Linked DNA regions of Mus musculus: all the other regions are linked to region 3. Evidence: chromatin loops called from intact Hi-C (ENCODE). Cell type or tissue: left cerebral cortex. All regions are shown on one strand. Links, peaks and the distances in the headings refer to the core of each region. The heading gives the core; the rest is flanking DNA.

The links. Hi-C counts contacts between places; a loop is a spot of excess contacts. Peaks named below come from ENCODE experiments on the same cell type or tissue, not always from the same donor. Only the 100,000 strongest peaks of a DNase experiment are listed, where the experiment ranks them.
Region 1: it touches region 3 in a loop (2.1-fold over the local background); 6 of 42 quality-filtered maps call a loop at or near these places.
Region 2: a loop joins it to region 3, with 2.9 times the contacts of the local background. A loop is called at or near these places in 9 of 42 quality-filtered maps.
Region 4: it touches region 3 in a loop (2.1-fold over the local background); 12 of 42 quality-filtered maps call a loop at or near these places.
Region 5: it touches region 3 in a loop (2.5-fold over the local background); 2 of 42 quality-filtered maps call a loop at or near these places.
Region 6: it touches region 3 in a loop (2.4-fold over the local background); 20 of 42 quality-filtered maps call a loop at or near these places.

Annotation. Positions count from the first base shown.
Region 1 is chr7:30,680,317-30,685,164 of GRCm38, forward strand. No RefSeq gene overlaps it. Among named protein-coding and RNA genes, the nearest start is that of Pmis2, 11 kb to the left of the region's middle. In left cerebral cortex, for the core only: no CTCF peak of the experiment used is centred there; no DNase peak of the experiment used is centred there.
Region 2 is chr7:30,666,722-30,671,569 of GRCm38, forward strand. It overlaps Pmis2 (PMIS2 transmembrane protein), which reads right to left. Exons shown (of 2, transcript NR_027849.1): 1 at 4,779-4,848; 2 at 4,001-4,459. Among named protein-coding and RNA genes, the nearest start is that of Pmis2, 2.5 kb to the right of the region's middle. In left cerebral cortex, for the core only: a CTCF peak has its summit at 2,700 (motif pointing left); no DNase peak of the experiment used is centred there.
Region 3 is chr7:30,856,748-30,861,595 of GRCm38, forward strand. It overlaps Ffar1 (free fatty acid receptor 1), which reads right to left and starts at 4,723. Exons shown (of 1, transcript NM_194057.3): 1 at 3,821-4,723. The coding sequence starts at 4,723. The coding sequence ends at 3,821. In left cerebral cortex, for the core only: CTCF peaks have their summits at 2,709 (motif pointing left) and 3,417 (motif pointing left); DNase peaks (open chromatin) are centred at 2,703 and 3,411.
Region 4 is chr7:30,795,065-30,799,912 of GRCm38, forward strand. No RefSeq gene overlaps it. Among named protein-coding and RNA genes, the nearest start is that of Krtdap, 9.6 kb to the left of the region's middle. In left cerebral cortex, for the core only: a CTCF peak has its summit at 2,353 (motif pointing right); a DNase peak (open chromatin) is centred at 1,923.
Region 5 is chr7:30,760,278-30,765,125 of GRCm38, forward strand. Dmkn (dermokine) reads left to right here and starts at 3,479. Exons shown (of 20, transcript NM_001166173.1): 1 at 3,479-4,024; 2 at 4,239-4,415; 3 at 4,514-4,570; 4 at 4,774-4,824. The coding sequence starts at 3,647. In left cerebral cortex, for the core only: no CTCF peak of the experiment used is centred there; no DNase peak of the experiment used is centred there.
Region 6 is chr7:30,803,693-30,808,540 of GRCm38, forward strand. No RefSeq gene overlaps it. Among named protein-coding and RNA genes, the nearest start is that of Gm32236, 14 kb to the right of the region's middle. In left cerebral cortex, for the core only: a CTCF peak has its summit at 2,421 (motif pointing right); a DNase peak (open chromatin) is centred at 596.

The DNA.
Region 1 (4,848 bases), core at 328-4,327, 180 kb before region 3:
TTTGTGTTTATAAAGGAACACAAGAGGAAAGTGAGGTGGCTCAGCAAGCTTTTTGTTAAAAGACTGTGACAGACAGCAAAGGTTGAAAGGTTGGTGCTTGGTCTTGCTGTCTGCTGTAATGCTCAATGTGGGCCCCCAAGAACTGGAGTCTACACATAGACTCAAGTGGCCCTCCCCCCAAGATTGGTAAATAAAGATGCCGACAGCCAATGGCTGGGCAAAAGAGATATAGGTGGGGTTAAGGTTCTCTGGACTTGGAGTCGGAAGAGAACCATTGAGGAGAAAAAGGTGGAAGAGGGAGAAGCCATCATGGGTTAGGTGAGCCATAAAAAACATGACCCTGAGGGCTGGCCCGTTGGCGTTAAGAGCAGCCCACAGGAAACAGAGCAAGTAGTAAGGAACAATTCGGGGTTATCTACAGGAAAGTAGATTCTAACAGCATGGAAGGTAGATATCTGCCCAGTTCTTGTGCTGTTTAAGGCTTGTTGTAAATATAAAGGTTGTGTATATCTTTTAACCAGGAATTAAATGGTCAAAGGCTGGGTAGAAACCCCAGGTCAAGATTAACAATTTCTACAACAAGGAAGCACACTGGGACAGGCAATTTACTTATTTATTTATTTTTTTTTAAAAAAACATTTTGGGCTGTTGAGATGGCTCAGTGGGTAAGAGCACCAACTGTTCTTTCGGAGGTCCTGAGTTCAAATCCCAGCAACGACATGGTGGCTCACAACCACCTGTAATGAGATCTGACGCCCTCTTCTGGTGCAACTGAAGACAGCTACAGTGTACTTAGATATAATAATAAATAAATCTTTGGGCCAGAGCGAGCGGGGTTGACTGGAGCAGGCAGAGGTCCTAAATTCAATTCCCAACAGCCACATGATGGCCCACAACCATCTGTACAGCTACACTGTGCTCATATACATAAAATAAATAAATAAATAAATCTTTAAAAAACCAAACCTTGTTTTGAATTGTCATTTATTTTTATTTTATGTGTATGTTTTGTTTGTTTGTTTGTTTGTTTTGCCTGCATGTGTATCTGTGTGACCCATATACACAGTGCTGTGGAGCCTCTGGAACTACAGTTACAGATAGATTTTAGCCACCATGTGGGTACTGGGAACCACACCCAGGTCCTCCGAAAGAGCAGCCAGCACTCAGTTCCTAAGCTGTAGAAGGCACGGAGGTCCTTGTGACCACAGATAAGCCGTGGGGGAACCTGGAATGTTGTTCCTTCAAGAGAAGGAATTCAATGCTTGATACCCACCCAGAAGGCTGCGAGTGGCTGTGCATGCTAACCTGGAGGCCTTGGACACCAGACTGGATCCTCCCCCCAGAGCCTTAGCAAAAGCTTGCTCCTCTCAGTTAATCCGCAGAATCTGTAGAAAGCGTCACAGGTACTTTACTAAAGAGTTTTGATGTAGTCACATCTGATCTTTATTTAGCTTACGGTGTCCTTCAAAGACGTTTATGTATATACTTTGTTATGGGATTGGATTAATTATCACCAGAAACGTTTTTGGCAAACTGCTCTGTGCTTGAATATACCTCCAATAAACCACGTGCGGGTCAGACTGCTGAAGTTTGAACCAACACCAGCTACTTCGTCATGCTGAACTGAAGTGCCTTCTCGCCTCTCACAGATGTCATTCTGCTGGCTGTGGAGGTCGCAGGGCCTCCCAGACTGAGCTGTCTCCCTAGCTCCTGCTTAGTTTTTTTTTTTTTTTTTTTCCTAATGCAGGCACTGACCTTGTTTTCCCTCGCTGGCTGGCATCAGTCTGTCATGAGCTGGGATCCCAGGCTTTCTCAGAGGTCCTGATGAAAGGACAAATGGAAGCTAGCTCTGTGTCCTCACCCAGGAGTGGACTTGGCAAGGCTGGGCTGGGGCCGGGGCCAAGGCCAGGGCCTTGAAGGAGTAAAGGTTTCAGGTCCTGGGAAACTGGCTTTTTCCCCTTGAAGGGATTTGGTTATCAGTACTTAAGTATCCTTGTGTTCAAGTTGCTTGATTTAGCTTTCTCCGAACTCTGTCCCAGTCTCTTCCTAAAAATGGCATATGTGATGCTATACTTCTAAATAAACTTGCTTAGCATAAGTTTTAGTTTATGCAAGACCCAGCATTGGCGTTTGTCTTCATTTCCCATCGCTGATCCCTCTCTTACACCCCTTGACACCCTGCTATTCGGGGCTCTTATTTGTGTGAGTCTGAGCCATTCATGATTGACTAGTTTTGTCTTTTTGGTTCCAAGTCTGGCCTTGAACAGTTGAGCCATCTCTCCAGCTTGAGTCCATAATTTCAATGGTCTCCAGGCACATTATTAACTTGGTTGCAAAGTAGGAGGAAAGTTAGGCATTGGAGGTTTGTGCACTATGTATCCAGATGCTGATTTTTATGCCCAGACATCTGGTTGTAGCCCGGAAGCTGGCATGGTCAAGCATCTCCTTTCTCAATGTTGTGTAAAAATTCTTTTCCATCGCCTCTGATTGATTAATAAAGAGCTGATCAGAGAATTAGCTGGGCAGAAGAGAATCCCAGTTAGGGGTTCCCCAAAAGAGACAAGAGGGAGAGACTATGTGGATGGACCATGAAGATTTGCCCTGAGGTCATGAGATCATAATGAGAGAGTAGCCATGAGGACACACATGAACCAGAGCGAGCCAGGGCAAGACTCAGATGGCAAGTGACAGGACATGAGGCTGGGTAGTAGCAGCTTAGTTGGGTTAGAATAGCTCAGAACCTGCCCACCTTAGTGTTTGAAGCTTGTTAATAAAAATATCAGGTCTCTGTGCCATTTATTCAGGAACTAAACTGGGCTAGAGCAGGCATAGAAATGCCCCGTCATTATTTGAGAAGAAAAGGGGTGAAGAAAAGGCCCCCGAGAATTACAGTTACACTTTGGTCTCTGAAAACGAGAAGTATTCCCAGAAACGGTTATTTCTACATAATCATGGCTGTCCTGGAACTTGCTTTGTAGACCAGACTGGCCTCCAATTAACAGAAATCCACCTACCTCTGTCTCCCAGGTGCTAAGATTAAAGGCGTGTGCCACTATGCTTAGCAACTTTAGCTGTTTCTTCAAGAGGACAGGCAAAGACATTTTGCATGCTTGCTGTGTGCCTCCTCCAGCTCTGCACATGAAGCTAATATAAATGACAATTTGAGAAGGTCAAAGGGAGAAGATTCAAAGAAGTCATTGCTGGTTGTGGTGGCTTGAATAGAAATGGCCCCCATAGAATCATGTGTGTGAATACTTAGCCCATCGGGAGTGAGTGGCACTATTAGGAAGTGTGGCCTTGTTGGAGGAAGTGGGCTTTGTGACCTTCTAAGTTCAAGTCTGATCAGTGTGTCATCCGTTTCCTGTTGCCTGCAGAACAAGATGTAGAACTTTCAGCTCTTTCTCTAGCACCATGTTTGCCTGCATACTGCTATGTTTTCTGCCATGATGATAATGGACTAAATCTCTCAACTGTAATTAAATGTTTTCCTTTATAAGAGTTGCTGTGGTCATGGTTTCTCTTCACAGCAATAAAACATTTTATTTATTTATTTATTTTGGTTTTTCGAGACAGGGTTTCTCTGAATAGCCTTGGCTGTCCTGGAACTCACTTTGTAGACCAGGCTGGCCTCGAACTCAGAGATTCACCTGCCTCTGCCTCCCGAGTGCTAGGATTAAAGGTGTGCGCCACCACGCCCAGCCAGCAATAAAACTCTTAAGTCAGAAGTTTGTACCAGGAGTGGGATATTGCAGACCTGACTATGTTCTGGGGAGGATTGTGGAAGAACTTTGAGACTTTGGGCTAGAAGAACCATTGAGTGTTGAGAGCTCATTGGAATGTTCTTTTGTTTGTTGGTTGGTTTTGTTTTTTCTTAAGGATTCATTTATTTATTTTATGTGAGTACACGGTAGCTGTCTTCAGACACACCAGAAGAAGGCATCAAATACTACTACAAATGGTTGTGACCCATCATGTGGTTGCTGGGAATTGAACTCAGGACCTCTGGAAGAACAGTCAGTGCTCTTAACTGCTGAGCCATCTCTCCAGACTCCAGTGGGATGTTGTTTAGGGGTTAGGAAGATAAGAATTTTTAAGCAGTGCAGAAGATGAAGGCTTGGCTTGTGAAGCCTCAGAGGAAAATTTAAAGACTCTATCAGGGCCATGTGCTATTTTGATTTCAGATTCTGTGTTCTGGTTAGGTGGGGCTCAAGAATCAGCTGTGATTAATAAGATACCAAACTATTGAAGTGAAACCTTAGCATTTCTGTGACAATTGATGGTGGTTAGATAGAGCTAAGAAATTAGCAGTGATTAAAAAGATTCCAGGAAACGCCTCCATGAGATCTAGTTCTAAGGCATTTTCTCAACTAGTGATCAACGAGGGAGGACCCAGCTCACCATGGATGGTTTCACCTCTGAGCTGGTAGTCCTCAGTTCTCTAAGAAAGCAGGCTGAGCAAGCCAGTGGAAGTAAGCCAGTAAACAGCACCCCTCCATGGCCACTGCATCCGCTCCTGCCTCCAGGTTCCATCCCTGCTTGAGTTCCTGTCCTGACTTTCACCAATGATAGGCCATGATCTGGAAGTGTAAGCCAAATAAACACCTTCCTCCCCCACACTCTTCTTCTTCTTTTTTTTTTTTTTTTTTTTTTTTACTGATTTTTTAAAAATTAGGTATTTTCCTCATTTACATTTTCAATGCTATCCCAAAGGTCCCCCATACCCACCCCCCCAATCCCCTACCCACCCACTCCCCCTTTTTGGCCCTGGCGTTCCCCTGTACTGGGGCATATAAAGTTTGCAAGTCCAATGGGCCTCTCTTTGCAGTGATGGCCGACTAGGCCATCTTT
Region 2 (4,848 bases), core at 511-4,510, 190 kb before region 3:
TCTTTGCTCTTTAAAAAATACTTAATTTTGATATTGCAAAGACACAATTGAGAGATTTCAAACTTCCTTTAAAAAGTTTTAGAGGCTTACAACATTAAAAAAGGTTAAACATTACTGGCTTAGAGATGTCTCTCCTTGCCTAAGGTCTATTTAGGCTGACAGATGATTTAAGAATATATGTCTATCTTTGCTTTTGCTAGCATTATGAAACTAGTTTTTTAATAAACTGAGTCATATGGGAAACTGTTATGTTCTACAATGACACACCATATATAGGTCAGAAACGTTCCCAGTCTCTTTATGGATTAAAAAGCTTTGTTTTGACACTAAGAGAAGTCCAGTTTAAAATCCTTATTTTAAATCTAAACGTAAAAGAAAAAAATCTAAACATAACAGCTATAATATGTGAAGTTCTAATCTTATGAAGCTTACTAAATTACTGTAAACTATTGAGGATAATTAAAAAATGCAAGTTAATATAATCAAATTCTTCAATATCTTCAGAAGTATATTTATAGTCATGATAAACACTAAAAGCAGAGAAGGATGGTTTAACTCAGGTATGTTTGGTAGGTACCAGCTATAATCTGTTAGAGATCTTTTGAATATGTCATTTAAGATGTTTAAACTTATTATGACTGACAGAGACTCCCAGATCCTAGCAGTGACACCCCCTGCCAAGGTTTCCAAGAAGATAATGGGCACAGGGGTTTGGTGTATAAAGGACTCCATCTGGGTTGTGGTAATGCTAACCACTGGGCAAGACTGCCCCACTGCTAGGGCTCAGCCCTTTTGGACAAGCAAGACATGGAAGAATTGATTATCCTACTTTGCCTAGATAAGGTGAGGTCAGTCTCTCCCATGTTCTCCTCCTCAGAGAAGCCTCTCATCTTTGGGCCTAATGTCCAATGACTGCCTCTGTTCCCAGAGCCATGCAGACAGTCTGAGACGACTGGCTAGGGAATGGACTATGGACTAGTCTCTGTCTTTTTAATGGATACATAGGTTATATAGACTATAATTTATCCTTCTCAGTTCTCTGATCACATTGACAGCTAGGCTAACTGTAGCTTGTCAGCTAGGGAACAACAGGCAACTAGCTCCTGATCCAGGTAATCACCCACTGTGTCAGTTCGTCAGTCAGTTCATTAACTAGTTAAAGCTACTAGGTCTCTTATTAACAGAGGACAAATGGGTTTGCCTTGCTCACAGACCTCGTGTTAAAAGATAAACAGATTGTAGATGTAACTTTTCACTAAAGAAACATGTTTTATACTTTTGCTAAGACTTGAAGACATGTGTCTATTTCTGCTGTCTTGCAGATACTTGTTGACTGCTTCTTCTACACTGTTATTTTAATACAATGGTAGTGCTAATATACCTCCTTTTATGAACTGAAAAATTCACGTAATCTTCAGGGAATCAAAGAAGTCCCAAGACTTGAATCCACATAAGCACACCTGCCTGTTCCTGAAAATGGAACTTTTCCTTGGTCGTGGAACTTCTTTCCTTCCCCAGTTACCAGAAATTTTTAACTTCTGTTTCTAGTCACAGCAGATTTTCACTTGGCTGACATCCAGGGATCACCTGTAGATTGCAGGCTACTGAGCTTTGACTTGCTGTAGCTGATATAAACCAGTCCAGGCGATGGGACTGCTTTCTGTCTTTCAGCTTTTAATAAATACCCCATTCATTTCAGCCTTCCTTGGCCCTGAGAACATCCTAATATCAACTGGTCTCAGACAGAAGATACAAAACCCATCAACAAAACCAAGGAACCTCTCCCATAGTTTGAGTTGACAACTCAAACTTGTAAGAGAAGAAGGGGGATGTTCCAAGAATAAGGATGGATTTCACAGGGCTAAGGAGTCAGGGAGTGTAGCTGGTGTACTATGCATGAAGTTTGGAGTTCGGTCCCGAGCACTGCATAAACTGGCTGTGGTTGTGCTTACTGTAATCCTTCACTCAGCAAGTGGAGTAAGGAAGATCAACTCAAGGTCATTCCTAACTACAAATCAAGTTGGAGGCTAGCCTGGGCTATGTAGGTCTGAGACTGTCTCAAAGCACACACACAAATACACATGATAGATAGGTGATAAATAATAGGTAATTATAGATGATTAATAGTGATTGATTAATAGATTGATAGCTAGCTAGCTAGCTAGACTGATTGATAAACTGCTTTTGCAAAAGACCAGAGTTTAGTTCCCAGAACCCATGTCAGGTGGCTCATAACATCCTATAATTCCAATTACAGGGGATCCAATGGCCTCTTCTGGCCCCAGCAGACACCACATACACAGACATACATTCATACACATAAATTTTATATCTATATATCATCTATATATTTATATCATCTAGATAAATGTGTGTGTGTTGTGTGTGTGTGTGAGAGCGAGAGCGAGAGCGAGAGCGAGAGAGAGAGAGAGAGAGAGAGAGAGAGAGATCTTGGGCCAGGCATGGTAGGGAGTGCTTTTAACCCACTACTGGGAAGGGAGAAGAGGCAGGTAGGTCTCTGAGTTCGAGGCCAGCCTGGTCTACAGAGCAAATTCCAGAACAGACAGGGCTACTCAGAGAAACCAATTGTGGTACTATGAAGAATGAAGCAAAAGAGGGAAACTTGAGTCAGCTATGGAACCCTGGACAAGAAAACAAGACAGCTGTGATTTGACAAGTAGGTGAGCAACACTGCCACCTTTTGGTAGTTAACAGCAACTTCATCTGTGTTAGTGGGTGTGTGCCTGTGCTAGCCTGTGAGTGTTTGGAGGTAAGAGGTCATCAGTAGGTATTTGCCTCTACTGTCGGCCAACTTAGGTTTTTTTTTTTTTTTTTTTAGACAAAGCTCACAGAACCCGGAGCTTGCCAACTAAACTAGCCCAGTGAGTTCCCAGGATCTGTGCCTTCCTCCTGGGATACAGACAGGCCACAATCCCTGGCTTTTACATGGGTTTGCTGATCCAAACTTATACTTGTGCAGCCAGAGGGTTCAAGGCCTGGCTGTCTCTGCTAGGTAGTGCCACCTCTACTGATTCTCGTTTGCTATCCAGACTCTACTGAACTGGACTGCTAGTGTATCTGTGAAGTGTTTGCAAGTGGATGGAGCTGCTGCTGCCGACCTGTGAACTGAACTGCCAAACACAGAAGGGAGTTGCTCCAAAGAACCTTTTTTTTTTTTTTTTAAGATTTATTTATTTCATGTATGTGAGTACACTATTGCTGTACAGATGGTTGCGAGCCTTCATGTTGAAGGGAATTGAATTTTTAGGACCTCTGCTCACTCTGGTCAACCCCGCTCTCTCAGTCCATGCTTGCTCCGGCCCAAAGATTTCTTTATTATACTTAAGTACACTGCAGTTGATTTCAGATGCACCACAAGAGGGCGTCAGATCTCATTATGGGTGGTTGTGAGCCACCATGTGGTTGCTGGGATTTGAACTCAGGACCTTCAGAAGAGCAGTCAGTGCTCTTAACCGCTGAGCCATCTTGCTAGCCCAAGATAGGGTTTTTCTATTACACAGCCCTGGCAGTCCTGAAACTCACTATCTCTGGCTGGTCTAAAACTCATAAATCCATCCTGCCTCTGCCTCCTGAGTGCTGAGATTAAAGTCATGTGACAGCACACGTGGCCAAGGTTTCTGGTTTTTTGCTTTTTGTTTTTTTCCTGCTCTGAGACACCAAAAGCCCAGCACCTCAGCTTGAGAGGGAAGTCATGTAGAGTAAACACACATTCAGATTCCTAAACACACTCCCATCTTATTATGAATTATTATGTATACTTTACAACAAAAACAGGTTCAGGAAATCAAAGACGTGCAATTTTAAAAAATATGTGTGTGTGTTTGTAAGTGTCTCTGCTTCCCAAATTCTGGGATTATAAATGTGTGCCACAGAGCCTGGCACCATTATTGCAGTCTGACTTTCACAGGGTCTAAGCCAACATAGCTCCAGTGAAACTATTATTGATCCAGAGAAACATCTACACCCAGACACAGGCAAAGCCGGGATATTCCCTTCAATTTTATTGGGCTCAGAAATGTGATTTTTTTTTTTTTCATGAAAGAGCAGCTCAGTGGCTTATGCAGATTTAGAACTTGAGATGTGGACTTCCAAGATGCTTTTAGACAGCCGTGGAAGACAAATGAGAATGAACTGGTGGAGTGTAGTCAGGTGGCCTGCCTGGGGCCGTTTTTTGGATGTTGAGTTTTTTGGTTGGTGGGTTTCTTGGCAAGGGCATTTCTGAAGCTCTGAGTTTCTTCTTGATGGCTGGTCAAAGTCTAAGTGAGCATGTCTGTTGGGGGAGGAGCCCGTAGATGCTGATGTGTAGCTTTCATAGGACTAGGACAAGTATATAAATGATGCCTACAAAGGCTACTATGGCCAACATATTAAACCACATAGTTCGAGATGAGTTCCGGTAGGCGTCTTCCCAGTTGCTGCATTTATTGGCTTCGTTGGTCTGTAAGGGTAGGAGCATGAGTATGGGTTTCTGAGACAAGAAGCTCTTGGAAGGAGGGTTGGAGCCCTATAGCCACTGTGGGAAGAGCCCGACCCAAGACCTAGGACACAAACAGTTGCAGGTGGCAAGCAGAGGATAGGATGAGCAGTGGAGGCGGGCGGGGGGTGGGGCGGGGATACTTTTACCTGGATGCTGAAGTATATGGCTAATATCCCAAAGGGTAGGAAAAGAATCATCGCCAAGAGAGCCAGCATGACATAATTCCGAGCGTAAAATTTCAGTTCATCTGGAGTCTGTGGACGGTCTAGTGGCTTCCTACCTGGGGCTCCTTGTTCGTCTGTATCCATGATCTTTTCACTCAATGACAGATCCTGGTGTCTTGAAAATAG
Region 3 (4,848 bases), core at 598-4,597:
CTGTAACCCAGACGTTAGGGAGGAAGATCAGGAGTTCAGGGTCACCATCAACTCCTAGCTACACACAGTTTGAGGCTAACCTGGGCTAAATGAAACCCTGTCCCAAATAAAACGAAGCATGCTAAGTATATAAAGTAGAGTCTGCCTCTCTTCCTGCAGGGGTCCTTGTGGTGCAGGAAAAGATCTGGGATGATGGTGGTGAAGGTGCTGGTGCTGGTGCAGATAATAGTGACAGCAGTTATCTTTCAATGGGGGCATAATCCACAACAGGCCCTCAGGGTACCACTGTTTTATGTCTACCATCCTTTCGCTCATGACAGGGAGGTGGCTCTCCAGGTCCCCTTCCTTCTTAGGCATCCCTTCGGTGGGGTAGGGTGGGGGAACATGTTTTGCATCTGGCTCTGTTTATCTTCAAAGATAGCATACCCATTTGCTCACATACTTATGGAACAGAGCACCAAACCAACAAGCGCACACCAGAATGGCTGTCAGCAGAACACTAGTCGGAACCAAGTTCCGGCAAAGATGGAGGGACAGCGCAGTGTTTGTTGATGGCTGAGGGGAACGCACCATGGGATAGCACTTTGGAAATCAATTCGGTTCAACTAAAAAGTTGAACATACATTTACACAATACCAATAATTCTGCTATGAATATTTATTGAAGAGGCTTGAACACGCGCACATTCTCAAACACTGGCTCATGCGTCATCCTCATCCCAGACCTAGTGACCTTGGCTCACAGGCGGAAATGACCCCTCAACAGACAGATGCATCGGGATAATGGCATAATCAGGGGTGAACTACCCAAGCACACCACATGGATGAACCCTAAAATGTGTGCTAAGTGAAGCAAGCTAGGCATAGCAGGCTCTGTCTCACACAGTTTCATTTGCATGAAATGTCCAGAATAGGAAAATATTTTAAAACAGAAAGTAGATTAGTAATTGGGAGATAGAGAGATAATGGTGTAAGAAACAGAAGGGATTTTTCTGGGGCTGTGAAAATAGAGTACATATTTGCAAATTTATTTTTAAAGATTGGTTGTATACTTAGCATGGATAAATTTCCTGACGTTGTTAAAGGTGCTACTGTGAGCCAAGCAGTCTTTATTGCTTTGGGGCTTGCATTAAGTGAATGACTAAATAATAAAGATGTAGATGCTAAAAGGAGGCTCTGTCTCCTGGGGGAGTTGGATATCAAGAGATCTAGTTGGAAGTGGGTTGGCTCCACTCAGCAGAGGAAGCCTGAGTGAATCACTCTGCTCTCATGGGCCCCAGGAAGGAAGTGGATTGTCCCCCAAGTGGGAGGAAGGCCAGGTAACTGGGGGCAGTGGCTCCACCCCAGCAGGTGCCCCAACCTTTTACCAAGAGTCTCTGGTGCCCTCACTGCCCAGGGGCCATGTCTATTACTTCTGGCTTTCATGGTGAATGCAAACATGAACTTAAAGAAGGAGGACATGACTACTCTAAAGGAGGAAGAAGATTTTTACTGTAGATAAAAGGGAGAAAGCAGACAGAGGGAAGAGAGAGTCCAGGCTGACGGTGGCCAGCGGACTAAACTGGACAGTGAGAGGAGAGAGCGGGAGGGGAGCAAGAGAAGAGCCCCTGTCAAAGAGGATCCAGTCAAGAGGCCAAAAGACTGGTGTAGCCAGGTGGCTGAGCTATATAGGGATCAGGCTAGGGGAAGGGAAGCCCAGGCCCTGGGAGGTTAGGGTAGGGGCAGGCCGAGAAGTGCTAGAGGAGTCACAGGTACAGAGGGATGCTGGGAGAGCTGGCCAGCATCTGCCTTGATATGTTAAATAGTCACCCCAGCCATTACTACAGTCCTGCTCTCTACAGAATACCAAATAAGCAACACAGAACTGCTGAGCACCTACTACATGCTGATTGCAGAATGCCTACTATGTGTTGCTCTGTTTCCTAAGTGCTGTGGATCTACTGCTCAAAAACCCTACATTCAAATGAATTTAAAGCCTCAAAGAGGTCGTTTTTTTTTTCCTTCTTTCTTTCTTTCTTTCTTTCTTTCTTTCTTTCTTTCTTTCTTTCTTTCTTTCTTTCTTTCTTGTGTTGTTTTGTTTTGTTTTGTTTTGTTTTTGTTTTTGAGACAGGGTCTCACTATGTAGTCCTGGCTGTCCTAGAACTCACCAAGTAGACCAGGATGGCTTTGACCTCACAGAGGTCCACTTGCCCAAAGGAATAATTTGTATGAACCAGTTCAGGTGCTCTGGCTACTCTTCTGTTAATCATCATTAAAGGCTTTATTCTCATGAGAAGAACAAACTTGATTCTGATACCTGGCCTCCCCGGAGATGCCCAAGTGTCTGTCTCCTTCATGGCCACTCTCCTCTGGCCTCCCTTTCATGGGCTGGGGTGTGCTTCTCCTCCTTCTCCAAATGATGACCAATATAGCTGACACCACTAGTTTTTCTACATGTCCATTAAGCCTTAGGGGTCCTACTTGGAAGAACCACATTCCAGCTCATCTATGCTATAGGACATCAAGAAAGCTTCCTACCATCTCCAAAACGAAGGTGGTCAGCACCATAGCTAATTCACACTGTATTTGGGGGAAGGCATCCCTTGTCTGGGAGTACTGCTTTGCACCCCAGAGCAGTTAGCTGAAGGAGTGTGTGGTGTCAGCTCAAATCTGAAAAGATGCTCCCTGGACAAGCAAACATGCTACAGAATGGCATGGGTGTTGGCTCCCCCTGCTGGGCACTGAGTCTGGCTCACAACCTGCCCATTTGGGCACCTGGCTGAAATCAACAGTTTTAGTGAGATGGGGGGACTGTGTCCTGTGCCAACAGTCTCAGGTTGTCTGGATGCTGAGGCAGAAGAATCACTTGGGCTCAGGAGTTCAAGACCACACCTAAACTCTTGTCTGCTAGAACAAATGTGTATGGTGCACATGTGTGTGTGTGTGTGTGTGTGTGTGTGTGTGTGTGTGTGTGTGTGTGGTATGTATGGAGTGGTGGTGGTGAAGTACCTGGATAAAGATCAGGGCTGCTGAATAAAGAATAAAGTCAGTGGCTGCATTGAGCACTTGCCTAGGGCTCTGGACTCTATCTCCAATAACACACACACACACACACACACACACACACACACACACACACACACACACACGCACGAAGAGGGAGGGGTGCTACACAGAAGGGTTGTTTGACGATGAAATGAGACACCCTGAAGGATGAGACTCTGAGTGGTACCGGCAACTACCTACTCCTCTCCGCAGTTGCCTCTGATGGAGCTCAGGCCGGCAAAGCCCTTTCTTTCCCTGTTTCAAGCCAGTTCCTCCTACCACCCCCGCCCCCTCCTCCCACCTCCACCCCACCCCCTATCCCCGGTTCGCTGAAGCTGAACGTTCAGTGCTGTCCCCTAGTGGATTCAGCGTGGTATGGCAGGGCCATGATGCTGCCTCTTTTCTTCAGACATGAAAATGTTCTTATCTCAGGGAAACACTCCAAAACTGGGTCATGATGGTGGTATTCCTCCAGATCAGAACTGAGCTTCCCGTCACCCCCAGGAGAGGACTGCGCACCGCCTACGGCAGGCAGTTAGGACAATACAGGCCAGAAGCAGTTGGGAGCAGGCTGAGGTGTGTAAGGCAGACGTACTGTCTCTTGTTGTCCAGCACTTGCCCTCCACTTTCTTCGTACAAGGACGCTGTCCTCTCCAGGTGGAACCCTTCCCATGAGTGGTTTCTGCGATGGCTTTGGGCCAGGCCTCCTGAGTTGTGGTGGATCTGCCCTCTTGGGAGCCTGGCAGAGTCAGAGTCATCCAATTCCACGCAGTGCCCCTTGCCCCCAGAGGTGGCTGCTACTTCTGAATTGTTCCTCTTTGAGTCCTCGTCACACATATTGTTCCCCGTCCAGGACCTGTTCCCAAGTAGCCAGTGACCAGTGGGTTGAGTACCACACTCCAGGCCCCTGTGATGAGTCCTAACTTCCTCCAGGAGCCTCCTAGGTCCGGGTTTATGAAACTAGCCACATTGGAGGCATTATAGGGCCCCAGGCAGAGCAGGAGTGTGAGGAGAGCGCCTCCGGCCACCCAAGCTGCCCTGAGCTTCCGTTTGTGGCTCAGGCCTGAGCGCACCAGGGCCCGGAGGCAGCCCACATAGCAGAAGGCAGTGATGACCAAGGGCAGAAAGAAGAGCAGAATGGAGAAACTGAGACGGGCAGGGCGGGCAGAGTCGGGATCCCAGGCTTCCAGGCAGACCGGGGAGCCATTCACGGGTATGTTGATGCCCAGGGAACTGGTACTGTTGTCCAGCCAGCTTCCGGAAGTCTCCAAGCCAAGGGCCAGCCCCAGGTGGCAGAGGACAAGGGCCCATATAGCCACACACACACCCCAGGAATAGCGGGGCCTCCGGATGGCTTGGTACCCGAAGGGGAAGGCAGCCCCCAGGTAGCGGCCAGCGCTGAGAGCAGCTAGGAAGCCTCCGCCTGCGTAGAGGGGAGCAAAGTGGGCCAAGGCAAAGACTGGGCAGAAGGGGAGCGGCAGGGGCCAGGCTCCAGAAGCCAGGGCCTCCACAGCCTTCAGGGGCAGAGTGATGGCCAGTAGGAGATCAGAGCAGCCCAGATGGAGAGTGTAGACCAAGCTGGGAGTGAGTCGCAGTTTAGCGTGGGACACTGCGCCTCGGATGGCTAACAAGTTCAATGGAAAGCCCAGCGCAAAGGCAGATACATAGAGAGCGAAGGAGAGCTGTGGGGGCAGGTCCATGAGGCCGAGTGGGTGCTGGTCGCCACTGTTCCTCCTGTTCACTGTACTCAGCTCATCTGCAGAGAAAAGAATGTCACAACTGGCGTTCCTCCTGCCCAGAGCACCAGAAGCCAGTCCTAGAGTCA
Region 4 (4,848 bases), core at 612-4,611, 62 kb before region 3:
CTCACAAAGGGGAAAGTTGCTACTGCTTTAGGGAACTTCTGACTCATCACAAGATGTTTAACCATCAAGATCTATTGTTCCTGAATTCTAAGGTGACTGCAAGAGAGAGTGACTCAGAGAGACAGACCAGGCAGAAAGGCAAGAAGGGACTAGTTTCTCTAGACTGAAGCAAAGATCAGAGATAGCTGGATGGTATTCCAGTTGGAACAGGATATTAGTTTTGGTGTGTGTGTGTGTGTGTGTGTGTATGTGTGTGTGTGTGTGTGTGTGTGTGTGTGAGAGAGAGAGAGAGAGAGAGAGAGAGAGAGAGAGAGAGAGAGAGAGTCACAGAGGGAATATATGTGAGTGTGGGCATATTTATGTGTAAGTGCAGGAGTCATGTACATCTATGGATATTCATGGCGGCCTGAGGAGAGAGTCCAGTGCCTGGCCCTATCGTTCTCCATCTTATTCCTTTGAGACAAGGTATCTTACTGACCTGGAGCTAGCCAGCAGCCAGCAAGCCCCAGGGATCCTCCTGTTTCTATCCTGCAGTGCTGGGTTTACACTCGCAGACCACCAGATCCAGCTTTCTACACGCTGGGACCTACATTCAGGTCCTCGGGCTTATGTGACAGTGTTGCTACCCATCTCTCCAGCTCCTGGAGCACTGTAACAGCCCACGGGTGACAGTTGTTTGGTGCTTTGTCAATCTGACACAATCTAGAGTCATGCATGAAAAGGGAGCCTCGCCGGGCGTGGTGGCGCACGCCTTTAATCTCAGCACTCGGGAGGCAGAGGCGGGTGGATTTCTGAGTTCGAGGCCAGCCTGGTCTACAGAGTGAGTTCCAGGACAGCCAGGGCTACACAGAGAAACCCTGTCTCGAAAAACCAAAAACAACAACAACAACAACAACAAAGAAAAGAAAAAGAAAAAGGAGCCTCAGCTGAGATGATGTCTCCATCATAATGCCCATGGGGCACTTTCTTCATTGATGACTGATGTGGGAGAGCCCAGTCCACTTTGGGCTGTGCCATCCTTAGGCAGATGGTCATGGGTTGTATGAGAAAACCACGAGAAGTAAGCCAGTAAGGGGCATCCCTCCATGGTCTCTGCTTCAGCTCCAGCCTTCAGGTTCCTTCCTTGTCTTCCTCTGCTGACGGACTGTATCGTGTAAACCAAACAAACCCTTTGCCCCTTCGATTACTTCCAGTTGTGCCATTCTATCTCAGCAATAGAATGCAAACTAAGACAGCTGGCTGTGACGTCTCTGTGAATCTCAGAAGCGTGTTAGTTGCTCACCTTGCTGCTTTCTCCTTTGAAGCAGAGAATTACCAGCTGGAGTTGAACAATCCATCTTTATATATATATATTTTAGATGTATTTGTTTTGTGTGTATGAGTGTATAATAAACATAGTAAAAAATGCCCTTTAGACATGTAAAAAACAGTTTAGTCAAGGAACCCCACTACACCCAAGGCAACACCTGATAACCAGACCCAGTGACATCACTCACTCAAGACAAACAGACACAGTCCTAGAACCCCATGACGTACAGGGACAGTGTATAAGCAGACACTGAGAGCAATGCCCTGCTCTGCACATCTGGTGAGAGGCCACCTTGATCTGCCCTGCAGCTGGAGAGTCTCTCCCAGGATCCTGGCCCTCGAATCCAAGACTAATGTTAGAGACTGGACCTGACCTTCAGCTAAGAGGGTATCCAGACCTAAACACACTCAAGTGACTAACTAGACCAAGCTCAGATTTGAGCAGGATCTGTGACAGATGCAGAGGAAACCTCACCCCCTGAGCCCTTATTCTGCCTTACCCCACCACACATCTGCAGCCTCCTTGCACAGGGAGTGTCTTTAGCAAACACAGCCTCAGAATCCCTGTTTTACCAGGACCAGTAGCAACAGATCTCCTGGGAACTGCAAGAAATTTAATTCCATTGGCTCCATCCCAGATCCACTAAATTGGAAACTCAGGGTGGGGCTCAGCAATCTGTTTTAACAAGTCCTCCTGATGAATCTGCATTGAAGCTTGGAACCAGAAAAAGAAGGAGAGTTAAGACACAGATCAGAGATGGCCTAGTCGGCCATCACTGCAAAGAGAGGCCCATTGGACTTGCAAACTTTATATGCCCCAGTACAGGGGAACGCCAGGGCCAAAAAGGGGGAGTGGGTGGGTAGGGGGTTGGGGGGGTGGGTATGGGGGACCTTTGGGATAGCATTGAAAATGTAAACGAGGAAAATTCCTAATAAAAAAAATTCTAAAAAAAAAAAGAAAAGAAAAAAAAAAGACACAGATCAGGACAGTAGTTACCAACCCGGAGAGTTTCCCAGGTGTCTGCGTACCATGTGTGTGCAGTACCTGTGGAGACCAGAAGAGGGCGTCAGATCCTCTAGAACTAGAGTTACAGATGGTTGTGAGCTTCCTTACGGGTGCTGGGAACCAAACCCAGGTCTTCTGTAAGGGCAGTTAGTGCTCTTAGCTGCAAAACCATCTCTCCAGCCGCTGGCCTGTTTTTGTTTTGTTGTTGTTGAGATTCATAGTTTCTTTTTTAATTTTGTTTTTGTTTTCTTCCTCATTCTTATGTTAGGCTGCTGATCTATTCCCTGAGTAGCATCAATCAATTCTGAATCCAAAATGTGTATTTCCACAGAGATAGCTCTTGATAGAACCAAAGTAGATAACTTAAATTTCCATTGACAGAAAGCCTAACCTAATCACTTGAGTAGACCCTGAGTAGTAAAAGTAATAAAAACTCAACCCAGGGCTAGGGGTGGTAGTGCACCCCTGTCTAAAGAAAAGAAAAGAAAAGAAAAGAAAAGAAAAGAAAAGAAAAGAAAAGAAAAGATAGATAGGTAGATAAATACATAGACACATTAGATAGATAGATAGATAGATAGATAGATAGATAGATAGATAGATAGATAGATAGATAATTAGGTAGATAGATGGTAGATAGGTAGAGAGATAGGTAGGTAAGTAGATGGATAGATAATAGAAAGCCCCCACACACGTGTTACTCAGTTCCCAGGACCTACATGGTGGCTCACAGTTCTCTGCAATGCCACTTCCAAAGCGTCCTAACCCTTCTTCTGGCCTCTGCAGGTATGTACTCCTGTACTACCCAGACCTTTATGCAGGCAAAATACACATAAAATCAAAACAAATACAGTTTTAAAAACAAAAGCTCCCCGATCACACCTCAACAGAAGCCAATTTCCTGGGACCTATTTGTGTCCCATAGGACCTTGGCTCCCGCTGTCTCTTAAGCTCCCACCCATGAATCTAAATACATTTCCCCCTAAAACTCACTCACTGTGGTCTGTACATTTTCTTCTTCAAATTATGGGACAAAAACCAAGAGGCTACTGACTCTGGAAGGCTTTGTGTGACCACTGCACCCTCACTCTGGAGTCTGAGCCTATCTGAGGCCGCTGTAGAGCTCAAAGACACCCCCAAGTTTCCCAAGAAACCAAATGGTACCCTCCCTGCCTTGAACCCCAGCTCACTGGCCCTGTGGGTGATGAGAGACTGACTTAGGAGACAAAGCCAAGGAGCAGCTGCTAAGGGAGGAAAGCCATTAGGGGAGAGACAGAAATTCCAGCCAGGCTGAAGTTATCAGCCCTCTCCAGGGAGCTGTGATCACCGCCGGCCAGGCAGAGATGCTGTCGAGTCCTGGTGCTTGAGCTTCTTGCATCTATCTGCTGAGAGCTCATTTCTAACCTCAGCTCCTGATCAGATTATCCTGCTGTCGGAGTTTCCAGCAGCAGGCCCCGTGATAGTGTGTAATAGCCCGATCTGTGCCTGCAAATGGGAGTGATTCCTTCCAGGTGCCCCCAGAGCTGAATGTTTCAGAAATCAGAAGTGATGATCTTGTTTCCTGGCTGGTCCATGAGAGATATCAGTGGAAATCGGGGTTTGGTGGGCATCTGAGGATGTAACTGTCCAGATGTAGCAGGCCTGAATGTGCTCTAAAGAGGGACGCCTGGGACCCTCCCTTCAGTTATCAAGCTGTTGGAAAGCTGGTTCACAAGAAGCCCCCATTTTCCCAGGAGCCTCCTGCTAGAAGGAAAAAACCGGGGCTGCCAGAGGAGGAGCTTGTCTCCTGGAGAGACTCCACACAGTTGTCAGCACACTTTGCAAGAGAGAGCAGAGAATGACTCTCTTCTCAAGCCTTGACCTCACTGGGCATGGTGGCCAGCGCCTCCCAGCACTTGGGAGTCAGAGGCAGGCAGATCTCTGTGAGTTTGAGATCAGCCTGTTTTACAGAGCAAGTTCTAGGACAGCTAGGGTGGTTATACACAGAAACTCTGTCTTGGAAAAACAAAACAACAAAAAACACAGAACAAACAAACAAACAAGCATCCCTTGCCCTCAGGTCAGACCCCTAAGGTAGACCGGGACAGAGGATTATACTGGGCTTTTTCAGTTTCTCTTCCTCTCAAGGCAGCCATGTTGAATAAATCTTTCTCCACTTCTAATTATTGTAGGCTTAGATGTTTCAAAACCTACTTTAATAAGTGTGCTTAAATGCTTTAACCTCCCTTCTAGCCCACCACCCACCAGAGGCAGTGGAAAGGAGCGGTTAGGAGGGCAAAGGAGGATGTGGGCTGTTTAGAGATAGTTCTTTTCGGGTGATTCTGTTTCCCTTGTCAGTTCACACGAATCAGCAGCAGTGGTAGCTCAATCCACTTGCAAACACCACTCACAAATCAGCAATGGCAGGAGAAACGGAGAGGGTCTGACAATCAGCCCGGGTACTCGCAGAAGCGGGAGGAAGCTGCCAGAACATCACACAAATGGTACGTTTCTCTCTCTCTATGAAGTCACGACAAAAGATGATCAGCAAAGAGTGG
Region 5 (4,848 bases), core at 520-4,519, 97 kb before region 3:
CTAAAGCAGCTCTGTGAGCAGCTGTCTCCAAAGCCAAAGTCTTCACCACAATCCCCAAATTCCTTGTCTTCCTCTGCTTTCTAAGTTAGCACCTCTCGTTTCCTGCCTGCTCCAGCCACTGTGGTCTTTGAGTAGCGTAAGCAGGCTCCTGTCCTGGGCCGTGGCATGTTGCCTGTTTGAAGACTCTCTACCCTGTGATGGTGTGTTTTCTTCCTGTAGATGTCTGCCTACCAGTTGACCTGAAGGAACTCTCCCCGACTTAAGGCTGAAAACACCAGCTTTATCTTCTCTATTGACACACTCCAATTGTACTTTTCTTTACAGTTCTGACCACCACTTGATAAGTTTCAGTGGGGTAATAAAGAGAAGAGAGAGTCCACAGCAGCTGACTCTGGTTTGCAGGAGCAGCGTGGGGAGGGGAGACATGGTGGGACCAAGAGAAAGTGTGTGGGGGCAAGTAAGACAGGGCAGAAGAAAGCTCATAGCCGAAATAGCAGGGCTATAGGGAGCCTGAGTAGCTGGGGGAGGGGAAGCTCCTGAGCTGGAGAAAGTTTGGGGGAGGGGAAGGTGAGAAGAACTAGGTACTTGAGATATCAAGGGAGCCTGGTGGCCAGCATGTGCTTTGGTGTACTAGTAGGCACCACAGACAGCCATTTGTCCCTTCTGCCAGCGGTAAGGAAGTGGCTCCTTTGGTAGAGAGGAACCAACTTCACAAGTTCCTGAATGCTGGCTTTTGTTTAATCGCCAGACTTTGGGTAAACAGAGTTTCCATTGGTCCTGAAAAAATACAATGTAATTTGATTGTTTCTACCCCGTTACTCCTGTCAATTGAGCACAAGCCCTACCTCTCGTCTCCCATCGTTTTGTTATTGTTACTATTAATATGCCCTGAATTCAGCAGTGCTAACCCTGTGTAAACCGCTAAGATGGAGCTATCTGCTGAGGAATAGACAAGCTACCATTCCTCCCCTGAAGCTGGAGTTAAAGGTGCTTTTGAGCTACTTGAAATGAGTGCTGGGAACTGAACTGAGGTCCTCTGGAAGAGCATCAAACACTCCTAACCTTTCTCTAGCTAACCTTCCTTTATCACACACACACACACACACACACACACACACACACACACACACACCCCAGGAACTGCAGCCAGCTACGAAAAATGCTATTGTTTACTTTTCTCTGTTTTTTTTTTTTTTTTTTTCTGGTAATATGTTCCTAGGAGAGATGATCATTGTTTCTTATTTTACGAGTGATATAAAGTATTTTGTTTATTTTTTACATCATTATCACCATCATCATTGTGTGTCTCTATCTCGCCTGTGTGTGTGCACCATGGTGCATGTGTGGAAGTCAGAGGACCACTTTTCAATCCTCCATGTGAGGTCAGAGGATCAAATTCAGATGGTTAGCCTTCGTGGCAAGTGCCTTTACCTGCTAAGCCATCTTGCCAACTCCTAAAATGTTTTCCTATAGCATTCTTTGTCATTGTTGTTTGTTTGAGATTGGGTCTTGTTATGTAGCCTGGGCTGGTCTTGAACTAGTGATTCTCCTGACTCAACTTTCTAAGTGCTGAGATGTGTTGCCACCATGTTGGGCTCTAATAATAGCCTAAAAGTAAGCTGGTATATAGGAAGTAAGTACCAACGGAGATGGGTCAGGGCAGGCTGCAGGACCAGGAAGTGAAGCCTGGCCAGATTAACCACGAAAGAGCTTTTAAGTCAGTGAGCACTGTCCTGAGTTCCTCTTCTACCCAACCCATGAGTGGGATCAGGGACTAGAGGCTCTGGTACTCAGCCTGGGGACCCAGATTTCCTCCTGCACCCTCTCTTCCTACATTGCTCCAGAGCAAAACCAAAATTAGTTCTATCTAGACAAGCCAGGGTTGGTGTGACACTCTGAAGTGACAGATAAGGCTCAGGCGCTTGGGCTCTGCCAGAGGTGGGCCTGGGCTCGGCTCTTAGTTCAGCTACAGGCAGTCTGTGTTCTCTGAGCCACAGTGTCTACATCTCTAAATGGGGATAATAAAGAGTCTTCTTTTAGGATTAGATGATTCTATGTGGAAGCTAGGAACCTGGGCATATAGAAAGCCTTTGACAAACTGGAGCTTGATGACAATAATAATGATGATGATGATAATATTGTTATTATTATTACTATTATTATTACCATCACTAAAACACCAGCAATGGAACAGCAGGGAGGTGGAAGTGGGGGACAGTCAGGAATGGTGTTTATATGCAGAGAAGTGTTAGATGTTACAAGTTGGGGTGCGGGTGTTGGGGTGGGGAGAGACTGACTGAGAGACGTTGAGAAAGGTAGATGGAAACTGGCCCCTCCTAACTAGGTGATGAAGCCCAGTGTTACAAGTCGGTTCCAAGTGGGAGGGCCTGGGGCTCCTGGGAACAGAGAAGCAGTCACACTTGTCGAACAGGGACAAGATATGGGGAGGATGCTTGGGTTTCCCCATTGGAACTGTGACCAGTGGTGAGGGCCACGAGTACCGGTGTGTGTGTGTGTGTGTGTGTGTGTGTGTGTGTGTGTGTGTGTGTGTGTGTGTGAGAGAGAGAGAGAGAGAGAGAGAGAGAGAGAGAGAGAGAGAGAGAGAGAGAGATATTTTGTACTGATCCCTCTTTCCTCACCAGGGCTGCCCTGGCCCCTGGAAGGCTTCGGGCAGTGAGCAAGCAGCAGTACAGTGGCTGTGAGCTCTTACAGGCACACATGTCTTTCCATGCAGGTAAACAGGATGGGTGTCTAGGTCAGCTTCTCCCTCCCCTGGTCTTCCCGCCTACTCTTGCCCTGGGGGTGACTGACCCTCCCAATTCCCCTGCTCCGCACCCTGGGCTCCTGAACTCTCAGTGCCTGAACCCTTCCTTGTCACTAACAGAGGTATGCCACTCCTTCAACACCAGGGTACCCAGAACCTCAGAACTTAACCACAGCCCTAGAATTCCCAGTGTCTGACTGCACTGTGGATGTGTGAGAGGACAGGCACCTGCAGGTAGAGGCATGCCAGGAGAAAGATGGGAGCTGGAAATGGTCACCTCTTTCCAGTCTTCGTGCCCCTGTGCATGCTGGCTTACCCGGGATGGGTCCTCTATCCTGTGGCTTTGCTCTCTTTATACCCTTGGGGTCTCACCTGTTTGTGAGCCCTGCTTCCTAAGTACCCCCACCCTGCCGCCTCCAAAAGACAACAACACCTATCTCCTTAGATGCTCCTGTCCCCACCCTGTGCCCCAAATTCCTGAGGTTAGGCAACTGGAACACTTTTGCATCCGTCTCATCTTATTCTTTCCCCTCCCTCCCGATGGCCTGCTCCGGAGAGCTCTCTCTGTTTCAACACAAGCTCTCGCTCACAATTAAGCTTCATTACCCTATCTGTGGATAGGCCCTGAGTCACTGGAGGAGGGATCTTAAGCGGCCCAGCCCTGTTACCTTTTCCCAACCTACAGTATAAGGGGTAGTGGCAAGAAGAAAGACTCTGGAAAGCAGGGAAGTCTGGGAACAGAGAGAGAAGGCTGTGGGTCCTGGGGAAGGAGAATAAGGAAGCAAGGAAGGAAAGGAAAAGGTCTCAGCCCAGAGGAAGAAAGAAGGGAACAAATAGACTGGGCTGCAGACATCCTCAGAGGAGAGAGGGAGCTGGGCAGAGATGAAGCTACAGGGCTCTCTGGCCTGCCTCCTGCTGGCCCTATGTCTGGGTGGTGGGGCAGCTAACCCGCTGCACAGTGGAGGGGAGGGCACAGGGGCAAGTGCTGCCCATGGAGCAGGAGATGCCATTAGCCATGGAATTGGAGAGGCTGTGGGCCAAGGGGCTAAAGAAGCAGCCAGCTCTGGAATCCAGAATGCCCTAGGCCAGGGGCACGGAGAGGAAGGTGGCTCCACATTGATGGGGAGCAGAGGCGATGTTTTTGAGCACCGGCTTGGGGAAGCAGCAAGATCTCTGGGGAACGCTGGGAATGAGATTGGCAGACAGGCTGAGGATATCATTCGCCAAGGGGTAGATGCTGTCCACAACGCTGGGTCCTGGGTGAGTGGCTGGGAAGCCGGGTGTGCGGACAGGGGGTGGGGGTGGCTGGGTCAAGAACCTGGAGATGGATCAGAGGGTGAAGAGATAGTTTCTATTGTTGTCATGAATCTTCTCTTTCCTGCATGGTCCCCCCTCCCCCTTCCTTCTCTCCCTGATGGTTCTGATTCCCTCTCTCATGGTTGTCAGACTAAGGACTGGTGTATTGTCTTTGCAGGGGACATCTGGAGGTCATGGCGCATATGGCTCTCAAGGTGGTGCTGGAGTCCAGGGCAATCCTGGTCCTCAAGGGACACCCTGGGCCTCAGGAGGCAACTATGGGACTAACTCTCTGGGTGGCTCTGTGGGTCAGGGTGGCAATGGCGGACCACTCAACTATGAAACCAATGCCCAGGTAAAGTCACTACCCAGACCCATCCCTCAACCCTGTTCTCTCCACCCCTCCTTATTTCTGGATCCTAAACTCGGTCTCTGGTCTCTGCCTCCATGCAGGGAGCTGTGGCTCAGCCTGGCTACGGGACAGTGAGAGGCAACAACCAGAACTCAGGGGTAAGAAGAAGTGTGCACGGGACACAGTGGCAGGGATGAATAGAAGGGGAGGAGGAAGGGGGGGAGAGTGGAGGTCACAAGCCAGGGAAGAGGGAGGGAACTGGAAAGGGGCAAGAAAGCCAAGCCACAGGCAGCAAGAGAAGCCTGGCCTGTGGAGGTCGTTTTGACATCTCGTCCCTCATGACATCCCCTTCCATCCACAGTGTACCAACCCCCCACCTTCTGGCTCCCATGAAAGCTTCAGTAACTCTGGGGTAAGAGGAGTGCTGTCTCTGGTT
Region 6 (4,848 bases), core at 543-4,542, 53 kb before region 3:
AGAGCAGACAGTGCTCTTAACTTCTGAGCCATCTCTCCAGCACCCCCCCCCACCCCCACCAGCAAAAAAGAAAAAAAATCTTAAAAAAAGAAAGACTTCTTTGACGACCAGAAGAGGAGACAGACAGGCATGAACACACATCACACTCACACTATAAATAGAGTCAGAGCTTTCTTATGTGGCTCAGGTTAGCCTTGAATTTTCTTGCCTCCTGCTTTAACCTCCCAACTACAGCATCACTCCCCACTTCTAAACAGCTCTTTATCAAATACATTCTGAAGTGGCACCTCAGGACACACTGGGTTCTATATGATTAGTGTTAATTTCCTCTCTCTCTCTCTCTCTCTCTCTCTCTCTCTGAAAACACCTGTTGATATGACAATTGGAGAACTAAAGGCTGGAGAACAGCTTTCACTGGTGGCTGGGGCAGTGCCGGGCTTCATTGAAGACTCTTAGCCCAGTGACGGGTGTGGAAAGCTGTGCAAACATCCTCTACAGACTGCTTCCGTGGGAAGAGCCGAGTGCCTCCTGGAGCCCTGCTGGAAGGGTGGATACACACACCCTGCCCCCTTAAGGAAGTGAGCTTAGCAATGGCTGTGGCCTAGAAACACAGATCTAGCTTGCCCCAGATTCCATGGTCCAATGCGGTCACAGCTTTTTCAGTTACATAACTAAAGAAAGTCATAAATCAAGATAGCTATTGAATATATTGCTGGAAGTGTCAGGTAGGCAGGGTAGCAACACAGAGACGCCCTGTGTTGTGGGCCTAAGATACTGTCTGGAGGCATTCTTAACCTGGCAGAAGCCAGGGATCTGCTAAGTTACATTGCAAAAGGTCTCACTTCATAGGCACAGACATGTTAAGACTTGGCCAGGCATGGTGGCATGAGCCTTTAATCCCAGCACGAGGGACAGCGAAGCAGGTGGAACTCTGACTTGGAGGCTAGTCTGGGCTATAAATCTAGACCAGCCAGAACTATATACTAAGTGTCACGCAGCACAAAGGATATTACATCTGGCAGAGTTGGGCAACGAGTGGCTTTTAAAGGTAGAGATAGCCCATAATTTGGCTCTGGGTCTGCAACATTCCAACCCTCCACAACCTCCACAGGAAGTTCTAACCAGTCTTTAAGACGGGTGTGGCTTTTTCTTCTCAGAGCTGAGCTCAGTTCACAGAGATACACGATAAACATAGAAAGAAGGAACTTTTTAGAACACAGCCAACAAGCTCAACCCCATGCCACTCTTGGTAAGGTGTGGAGGAGGGTCTCTCAGAGCTTTGGGGATGAGTGACTGGCAGAGGGCCTGACTGACTCTGGCCAGCCCAGAACAGTGTCTGTAGTATGTTGCTTTTCTGGTGGGGGTGACTTAGAGAAGCCAGGGTTTATTTGGGCTTACGGTTTCTGAGGACTACGAGTCCATCTGGGAGAAGCAGGATGCTGAGGGCTAGAACTAGGTAGAGAGACTCCAAATGTCCTTAAACTCTCCATACCCCTTCCAACAAGGCCACACATCCTACCTCTTCAAGACATGGTGACCCCCACCCCACCTTGTACTCTGTAGCATGTATCACCCCACAATAAATAAAGTATAATAAAATTATTATAAAAATTATATTCAATGCATGATTCATTTTTATAGGTCTATTTTTTATGTTTGTGTCTCTCCATGTTGCCTGAGTATTTGCCACATGTGTGTAGGTGACTGCACTGGCCAGAAGGGGTGCTAGATCCCCTGCAGCTGGAGTTACAGGCAGTTGTGAGTTGTCTGATGTGGGGCCTGGGAGCTGAACTTGGTCCTCTCTTGAACTTGGTCCTCTGCCAGAGCAGCAAGCCCTCTAAGATGATGTGACATCTCTCCAGCCCCATGTATTTCCTTTCATTGCCCCTGAAACCAGAACCTAGGACTTGTTCTTTTTTTTTTTTTAAGATTTATTTATAATTATATGTAAGTACACTGTAGCTGTCTTCAGACACACCAGAAGAGGGCATCAGCTCTCATTATGGATGATTGTGAGCCACCATGTGGTTTCTGGGATTTGAACTCAGGACCTTTGGAAGAACAATCAGTGCTCTTAACCACTGAGCCATCTCTTCAGCCCCTGAAACTGGCATCTAATGACAGTAAACTGCTTAGAAATAGGTACTCATAAATTGAGGGAGGATGTAAGAAGATACGCAGCACGGGAAAGCTGGAAGCTGGAAAACTTCTGACTGAGCGGTAACTGGTAATGGGCATGGCTGACTAGAGACCCTTGGACTGTAAGCTAATAGTGGGAAAAGCCAAGCACTGACCAAGAGGCCACTGTGAATTCCACAGGAGGCCCGGGAGCTGGCTGTGGCCATGGAGTCTCTAGACAATCAGCTGTGGTTTGTATGCCAGGTGTACTCATGGCGTCGAACACCCAATGCCCAGCAGGGGGCGCTGTTTGGGAACCGTGCAGAGGGTTTAGTAGGCATTAACTTGGCTTGAGGAAGTGGTTCTATTAGAGATGGACCTCCCCCTAACCCTGCACATAGGTAGCTATGCAGCTTGGTGTTCATACAGGTTCCCCAACAACTGGAGCCGGGGCTTACCATGACTGTTGCCTGTGGATCCTGTTCCCCTAACTAGGCTGCCTTGTCTGGCCTCAGTGGGAGAGGCTGTGCCTGGTCCTGCAGTGACTTAATAAGCCAGAGTGGGTTGGTACCCAGGGGGTCCTACCTCTTTCCAGAGGAGAAGGGGATGGAGGAGGGCCTGCGTGAGGCGGGGACTGGGCGGAGAGGGCTGCAATCAGTATGTAAAGTGAATGAATGAATAGATGAATGAATGAATAAATAAACAGGGAAAAAAAAGAGATGAGATTTAAGGGTGGTAACCAGGACACGGCTCCCATCCGAGCAACAATGACACAAAGGTAACACATTACTCAAGCTCCATGTCTGTTAAACCGCATAGGAGAGGAGAGGGTTTGTTTGGCGTGGAAATCTAAGGTACAGCCCATCATTTTAGGGAAGTCAAGGCAGGAACTGAAGCAGCTGAGCACATTCAATCCACAGCAAAGACAGACCACACATCTTTGCTTATGCTTATATCATGGTCAGCTTCTGAGGTCAACTTCCCAGAGTCAGCCTGGGAAGAGGGGGCCTCACCTGAGGAATTGCCTCCATCAGACTGAACCAGTGCCACATCTGGTAGACTCTTTTTTAAAATTGCTAATTGGTGCTGGAGGACCAGTCTACTGTGGGCGGGGTCACCCTGGGCTGGTAGTCCAAGGGGTATAAGAAGGCAGGCTGAGGAAGATATGGGGAGCAAGCCAGAAAGCCATATTCCTCCATGGGCTCAGCCTCAGCTCCTGCCTCCAGGTTCCTGCCCTGACTTTCCAAATGATGTGCTGTAAATTGTGAATGAATCCTTTCCTCCCCATGTTGCTTTTGGTCATGACTTTATTACAACAGAAGGTGAACTGGGGTATCTCAGTATCTTTTCACTTTTATGCAGTTCAAGGCTCAACCCTGAGATGGTTTAGCCTACCGAGGTCTGGGCCAATCATCAATCAATAGAGTCGCTCCCACTGCAGACACGCCCACAGGCCACCATGATCTAGCTAACTCCTCCACTCACTCCTCCTCCTCCTCCTCCTCCTCCTCCTCCTCCTCCTCCTCCTCCTCCTCCTTCTCCTCCTCCTCTTCCTCCCAAGATTTACTGTAGCTATCTTCAGACACACCAGAACAGGGCGTCGGATCCCATTACAGATGGTTGTGAGCCGCCATATGGTTGCTGGGAATTGAACACAAGACCTCTGGAAGAGCAGTCAGTGCTCTTAACCGCTGAACCACCTCTCCAGCCCAGAGGCTCACTTCTTAAGTAATTGTACGTTGTCAAGTTGACAGTTAAAACGGGCCAGTCCAGGCATCCAGACACACAGAACTCTCCCCGCTTTGTGGGATGTGAGGCTGATTGCTCGCACCAAGCAACGGAGGGCGGCACAGCTGGCTGTGGAACAGTTGGAAGGGGGCGTGTCATGTGAGTAGGGAGGGGGTGGGGAGAAAGCTGGATATTGACGCTCCTGGGTTGTTTTTGTTTGTTTGTTTGTTAGTGTTTTGACTCCTAGTTGTTAGAAGCCCAACTTTCCCCCATAGCAAATTCAAGGGTTCTTTTTTTTTTTTTTTTTTTTTTGGAAAAATTGATTGGCCCAAGAAGAAAAATCTCAAGCACATCAGAGCTTCCCCATCTCCACAGTTCGGTCAAATCATGCTATGTGGAAGCCTAATTCTCAGGTTTATAGCCTCCATTTACCCTGCAATGTTGTAGAAGATGCCCAGAGGGTCTCACTGGTGCCATTAACACCCTTCAAGAATGGGCTAAGAAAAGACTACAGAAAAGCATTTAGAAAGGTGTGTGGGGAGACCACACCACCTCCCTCTCTGCCAAGCTTGCTTTTTTTGCTTGTTTTTGTTTTGTTTTTGAGACAGGGTTTCTCTGTATAGCCTTGGCTGTCCTAGAACTTGCTCCATAGACCAGGCTGGCCTCAAATTTAGAGCTCCGTCTGCCTCTGCCTCCTGAGTGCTGGGATTAGAGGTGTTTGCCACCATTGCCCGGCTTCATTCTTGCCTTCATGCTTATTCACGTTGGTGGACATCACCTGCCTCACACAGAGGCCCCCATGGTTAGGAAGTGAGGGGGCCCTTTACCCCACAGCTGGCAGGGTCGCAGGGCCTGCTGTTGCAGCTTGAGATGGCTCCCCGTATTGTGATGCTTGTTCCCCTGTGGGTGGCACAGTTTGGGGAGGTTCTGGTGCTAGAAGGAGGTGGGGCTTGAGTATCAGAAATAAATAGCTCAGGCCTGGCCCTAAGCTGTGGTCCACTT